Regions from separate parts of the Homo sapiens genome. Here region 2 is linked to region 1. Evidence: read pairs that join two places in POLR2A ChIA-PET (ENCODE). Cell type or tissue: A673. All regions are shown on one strand. Links, peaks and the distances in the headings refer to the core of each region. The heading gives the core; the rest is flanking DNA. Region 1 overlaps TNIP3 (TNFAIP3 interacting protein 3). Region 2 overlaps LOC105377401 (a long non-coding RNA gene).

Region 1 (2,922 bases), core at 250-2,749:
TGGGGTGGGGCGTTTCTGCCAAAGTTCATAGCCTGGGAATAAATCCAGGGGCTTGTGAGCTTCAGAGAAGGTATCTGCAGCTGTCTTTGAACGACCTCCTCAGGTAGCAGAGCTGAAGACGAAACTGGACGCCGCGGAAAGATTCCTCAGCACGCGGGAGAAGGATCCGCATCAGAGGCAGAGAAAGGACGACAGGCAGAGAGAGGACGACAGGCAGCGCGACCTGACCCGGGACCGGCTGCAGCGGGAGGAGGTGGGCGGGGCCCGGGTCCTCGAGCCCGGAGGATCCAAATAAAAGCAAAGGGGCGGGGGGATTTCCTGTAGAAAACCTACCGTTTTATTAAAATCAACTCACTACTGAGCAACGACCGATGTGCAAGGGTGCATGGGTTACGCAAGTCCCCAAGAGCCATGAACAAGGGTCACTTCTCTAGAATAAGAAGGAAGGAGATTCTCTGCCGGCTTCCTCCTGGTTTGCATAAATAGGCAGACAGTCATTCCCCAGTCCCTTCCAGGAAGAAGAAAACGGATCCATAAATTTGCTAACTCTCTAGGGCATTTCAGCCTAGGAGAAATTTTTTTTTCTTTTGCTTTTATTCGTATTTATTATTTTTATTAGTAGTGTTCATAATAATAATATGGCAATACCTTGTATTTGTGCAGTAGCTTTTCAAGCTTACAGAGAGATTTATATATGAGGTCTTACTTCTGTCACCATAAATTTATGACATTTTTTAAAGCCTTCGTCCTCATTATCTCATTTAACATTCTTGGCCCACCTGTGAGCAAAATATTATTTTTGCTATATTAAAAATGAGAAAGCTGAGATGTAAACAAATTGAATTGCCCACGTTGATGAAAAAGGACTTGAACCCAACCTCCAGATTCTAAAGCTCTATCAGTCCCTTGCTGAGAACTGGATGGTGACAATTGAGATGACAGCTTTTCCTGAAGAACACTTTTTCTTCCTGGTTTTACTTTCAATTATTGGACTTCATGAATATTGTAGAAAATGGGAGGAAACCTTAAACTCTAATGGCCCCTCGTTATTTTAGGTATAGTAAGAAAAAACAAAGTGTAAAGACTCTGAGGGGAAATCTTATCACTGATATCGTGAGGCAATGGCAATATTTTAAAACATGTACAAATCTTAAGGCAATGTCTGAAATTCGCGCAGACAATGCCAGTCCAGGTTTTCCTATCTTGCTGAGGATGTCTTTGTCACAGTGAGTCAGGAAAACAGAGTTTAGCAACACTCCCTTTCTGCCATGTAGCAGTCATTTCCTTTTCCAATTACACTCTAGCCAGGAATCTGAGTAATTTTTCCCTCAATGCAGTTGGGACCATTATCTTATTGGAATAATTTTCTCTTAAATTATGCTAAATTAGAAAATAATTGGCTTATTTTCTAAGTGTATATGTTCATTCTATTTAAATAAAAGCAAATAGAAATATTTTCCCTTTTAAAGAAAATGAATTACCTAAAGCGGATTTCTTAAATTTAATAATCATATTGGGAAATATTAGTTACTCAAATAACACACTTTAACACATATATTAGCTATTTTTGCATGTCAAGTTACCTATTTTCTGCAATATTTATTTTACTGGGTTAAAATCTCAATCTCATTAAGAATCCAATTTACTTCACAAAATGTTTGCTATCTATTATACAAAATTAAGAGGTAGGAGATATTGTCTGAATCCAGAGCCTGTTGATGTTTACGCAGCTAACCTTCAGTTGTTTAAAACACTGCACTTCTGGATGACAATTTTAGATTGTCATCTAAAATTGGAGGAGTGGTGGCAGTTGGACTAGTTGATTTCTACCTTTTAAAAATAATAATCACAACAATAGAGTGCTCTAAATAATGATCTGTAATGAAAGGTCTTATTGGCCTAAGGATTATTCTCTTTTCCCTCTTTCTAATACAGAATGATGCAGGAATGAGCTTTGAGATATTTAGTATTGTTTTCTCACAATGAGAGTTTTTTCTTTTTAAGACTTTCAGCTATTTTTCTTAATCACTTATCCATCACCTAGTGACAGTATATAAGGACTTGCTTATCCTGCAGACCCATTTGTCTGATAATTGAAAGTAAGAATTGGGAATCCAGCACTTTGGGAGGCTGAGACGGGCAGATCACGAGGTCAGGAGTTTGAGACCAGCCTGGCCAACATAGTGAAACCCCATCTCTACTAAAAAATATAAAAAATTAGCCGGGCGTGGTGGCAGGCACCTATAATCCCAGCTACTAGGGAGGCTGAGGCAGGAGAATTGCTTGAACCTGGGAGGCGGAGGTTGCAGTGAGCTGAGATCACACCATTGCACTCCAGGCCGGGAGACAGTGTGAGAATTCGTCTTTAAAAAAAAAAAAAAGAATTGGGAATTTTGATTTTTTTTTTCCTGGGGTCACAAAATTTCTAAGATACTTCAGTAAATTCTGATAAAAGAAAGATTCCTTCAATCCTAATTCTAGTGTGCATCCAAAGAATATTGCTCAAATGGAACATTAAGTTTAAAGTCTTGCAGGTCCTGTTTTTATTGTATTTCAGAAGGGTGACCCCTCAATCTGCCTGCCATGGCTGATATATCAGAATTCCTACAATATCATCTCATTTGACTTGTACTGACTTTTATTTTCTTTTCTTGGTCTTAACTTCAGAAGGAAAAGGAACGCCTAAATGAAGAATTACATGAATTGAAAGAAGAGAATAAACTTTTAAAGGGAAAAAATACTCTTGCGAACAAGGAAAAGGAACATTACGAATGTGAAATAAAACGCCTCAATAAGGTATCAGTCAGGTCAAGCATGGGAGATTAAAATGAGAAGTCCCTGCATAAAACATTCTTACTGACAGTCGCAACAAAATCTAGGCTGCAGTGTGGGTCCCAGCCTTGGAGGCTTGCACAAGAAATT
Region 2 (2,922 bases), core at 231-2,730, 430 kb before region 1:
TACTAAGTTTTCCCCTGTCTTTTCAGGGTTATCCTTTGATTAATGTCCAGTAAAATAGTTTAACTTGTATCCCATGCTTCTGCAGTAAACCAAGTGTTTCCGCCAGCTCTTGGGGGTGTGCTGAGGTTTGCTTGATTGTCACTTGCCACTTCTTACTTTGAATAGCAATTTGTTCTCCTCTTGCCATCTCTTCATAGCCACAATGTTCTAGGGGACAACTTGGGACCCATCTCCATTCTCAGAAGCACACTGACATTGGTTTCTAGAATTTAAAATTCTGTAAGGATATCAGCAGGAAAGTAGAAGTTTTAAGCTCGGTGTCAGCTATTGCTGTACTTGAGACCCATCATTAGTCTCATCCCTGGAACCTACTCTGACCACCTCTCTCCCTGAGTCTTCACTGCCCTTGGGACTCTCATTTTCCCATTTGTCTGCAGCATGGTGTCTGCCCTAAATCACATCTCCCAGCTCACCAGAGAAAACCTGAAATCCCTTAAATTAGTTGGAGTAGTGCCACATTCTGCCCACGGGACAACCTTTCACACTATTAATGTTTTAGTCTGAAGTATCTGCATTTGGACTACTTCAAGGATTTTTTTTTTTATTTTCACATGTCCTTTCTCAAAGTACTGTTGGAATAAGTTAGATAAAGTGAAATGGGAGCGTATTTCTCTCTTCACTACCAATCCTAAGTGCCCTTGCCAATGTTCTCCTTGCAACTAAGTTTGGTACTCAAAACACTTAGAAAAAACTTAAACACATTACTGTATAAGCATGCCTCATGGAAATTGGGCATTGTGAGTTTTTAAATAGAAAAGACAGGACATGTTTTAAAAATTAAATCACTGTTTTGATTTGCTGAGAAACAAAGCCTTTTATACATCAACCCTATTTAATATTGCCATATAATAGAAAAGCTTATGTTCTGCCTTTATTCTGATCCAGGTTTGCTTTCATATGAGAATCACTGTAAGACATGAGATAGAAGGACTTAAGACAGAAAATTCAATATTCAGATATTTTAAGATGCAGCCAGGTGTGTAATTTAGCTATCTAAAATAGAGCAAGGAGCAAGGAGCTCTTAATCATCAAGTGAAATTACCAAGATTCTTAATTTTTTTTTTGTACGTACCTGTGTAAATCAGGTTTCTCTGACCCTTAAAGGGTAAGAGCTGCTAAACTATGCTATGGCAATTCACCAGGGAGGTGTGTGTGTGTTGGAGCAGGGAGAGGTTCTTAGGAAGTGGGCGTGGTGACATATTGTTCACTTATATTTCATTATTCTCAAACAGTCTCATGTAAATAGTTTCTCCTGAAATGTTCAATAGCCTTGAAATGCAGGTAAAGCAGGATTAGTAGAAAACATGAGATTCGGGGTTAATGGATCATCCAATAAGCCCTAATTTGAATATATTTTTGATGCTGCAACTGTAACCATGAACACAATTTAAATAAATTTTGCTTCCAACAGAATCAGGGAAAGGAAATCGGGACTTGAACTAACTTCCTTCCTTCGTTCCTTCCTTCGTTCCTTCCTTCCTTCTTTCCTTCCTTCCTTCCTTCCTTCCTTCCTTCCTTCCTTCCTTCCTTCCTTCCTTCCTTTCCTCCTCCTCCTCCTCCTCCTCCTCCTTCTTCTTCTTCTTCTTTTTTTTTTTTTTAACAGTCTGGTTCTATTACCCAGGCTGGAGTGCAGTGTCATGATCTCGGCTCACTGCAACCTCCATCTCCTGGGCTCAAGCTATCCTCCCACCTCAGTCTCCCAAGTAGCTGGGACTACAGGTGTGCACCACCACGCCTGGCTAATTTTTGTATTTTTGTTGGTAGTGGCTGGGTTTTGCCATGTTGCCCAGGCTGGTCTCAAACTCCTGGGCTCAAGCAATCCGCCCGCCTCATCCTCCTAAAGTGCTGAGATTACAGGGACTCTAATTGTTATCACATATTTCCAGTTAGTTACAGGGAGAATGATTAGAGATCCTATGGTAAGATAAAGAACAATGTAGGCACATTTTAGGATGGAAGCAGCAGCAGTCCACCCAAAATCAAAGGTAATTCTCATCATCTCCTTGCACCATCATCATCTTCAAATATTTTGTAAAGACCATATCTTAGGTAAGCATACTAATGAAAGCAAAATCAATGCATGAGAAAAACTAATGCAGGGGTTCCCTCTGGCATAGGGGTTTAACAGGATTGATCAAAGAAGTCCAGGACATATCAGAATGTGAGAGGCAGGCTGACTGTTGGGGAACTATTGCAGTAATCTAGCTGTGAGATGCCAAGGATGTGGCTCAGAGAAAAAGGTGGGAGCAGCAACCATTGGCAGGGAGATTCTCTGGATAGAGTAAGGCACAATACTCTTAATTTGCTGTGAGTCATATGTACACACACTGTACACACTGTCTCTTTAATATTACCACATAATAAAAGAGAAATTAATTCTTAGAAAGTGACTACTGGGAATAAAACTGAAAGATGATTTCAAAAGTCCTACAGACATGTCTTATAACATACATTCTAAATAGTAGCCTGGCAACAGCATACTTCATAATAATGTTTGGCTAATACATGGGGAATAAAAAGAGATCAGGTGATTTGAGTCACTTTATCAAAACTGGGCTATTGTACTTGCTAATGAAACACAGTACAGGATTCAGTCTTCTTGCTCATTGAATTGAACAGAGCCAACCAATTCTGAGCACAAGAACACAGGGCTGCCTTTTTATACTCATTAATCAATTCTCTATTGAACTTATGTTTTGTTGTAGCTCAGGTTAAGGGAAGGGGGCTGTATCTTGGTAACTGAAAGGTGAGAATTGTATTTTGAGATTAAAATTGATCATTCTTCTTATACTCATACATTTTAGGTAGGAAGACTGCTTAGGTAGCATCTGGTACCCCTCTCATTTTTCAGACACAAAGATT

What was found. ChIA-PET counts read pairs that join two places held together with the same protein. Peaks named below come from ENCODE experiments on the same cell type or tissue, not always from the same donor. Only the 100,000 strongest peaks of a DNase experiment are listed, where the experiment ranks them.
Region 2: POLR2A ChIA-PET joins it to region 1 with 8 read pairs; 1 of 35 experiments calls an interaction of 5 or more read pairs at or near these places.

The regions. Positions count from the first base shown.
Region 1 is chr4:121,154,425-121,157,346 of GRCh38, reverse strand. It overlaps TNIP3 (TNFAIP3 interacting protein 3), which reads left to right. Exons shown (of 11, transcript NM_024873.6): 4 at 104-253; 5 at 2,668-2,796. Among named protein-coding and RNA genes, the nearest start is that of TNIP3, 8.4 kb to the left of the region's middle. RefSeq lists an enhancer at 1,099-1,393. In A673, for the core only: no CTCF peak of the experiment used is centred there; DNase peaks (open chromatin) are centred at 366 and 1,226; H3K4me3 peaks cover 1,455 bases; H3K27ac peaks cover 646 bases.
Region 2 is chr4:121,581,914-121,584,835 of GRCh38, reverse strand. It overlaps LOC105377401 (a long non-coding RNA gene), which reads right to left. Exons shown (of 3, transcript XR_939166.2): 3 at 1,922-2,922. Among named protein-coding and RNA genes, the nearest start is that of ANXA5, 110 kb to the left of the region's middle. In A673, for the core only: no CTCF peak of the experiment used is centred there; a DNase peak (open chromatin) is centred at 1,275; H3K27ac peaks cover 2,220 bases.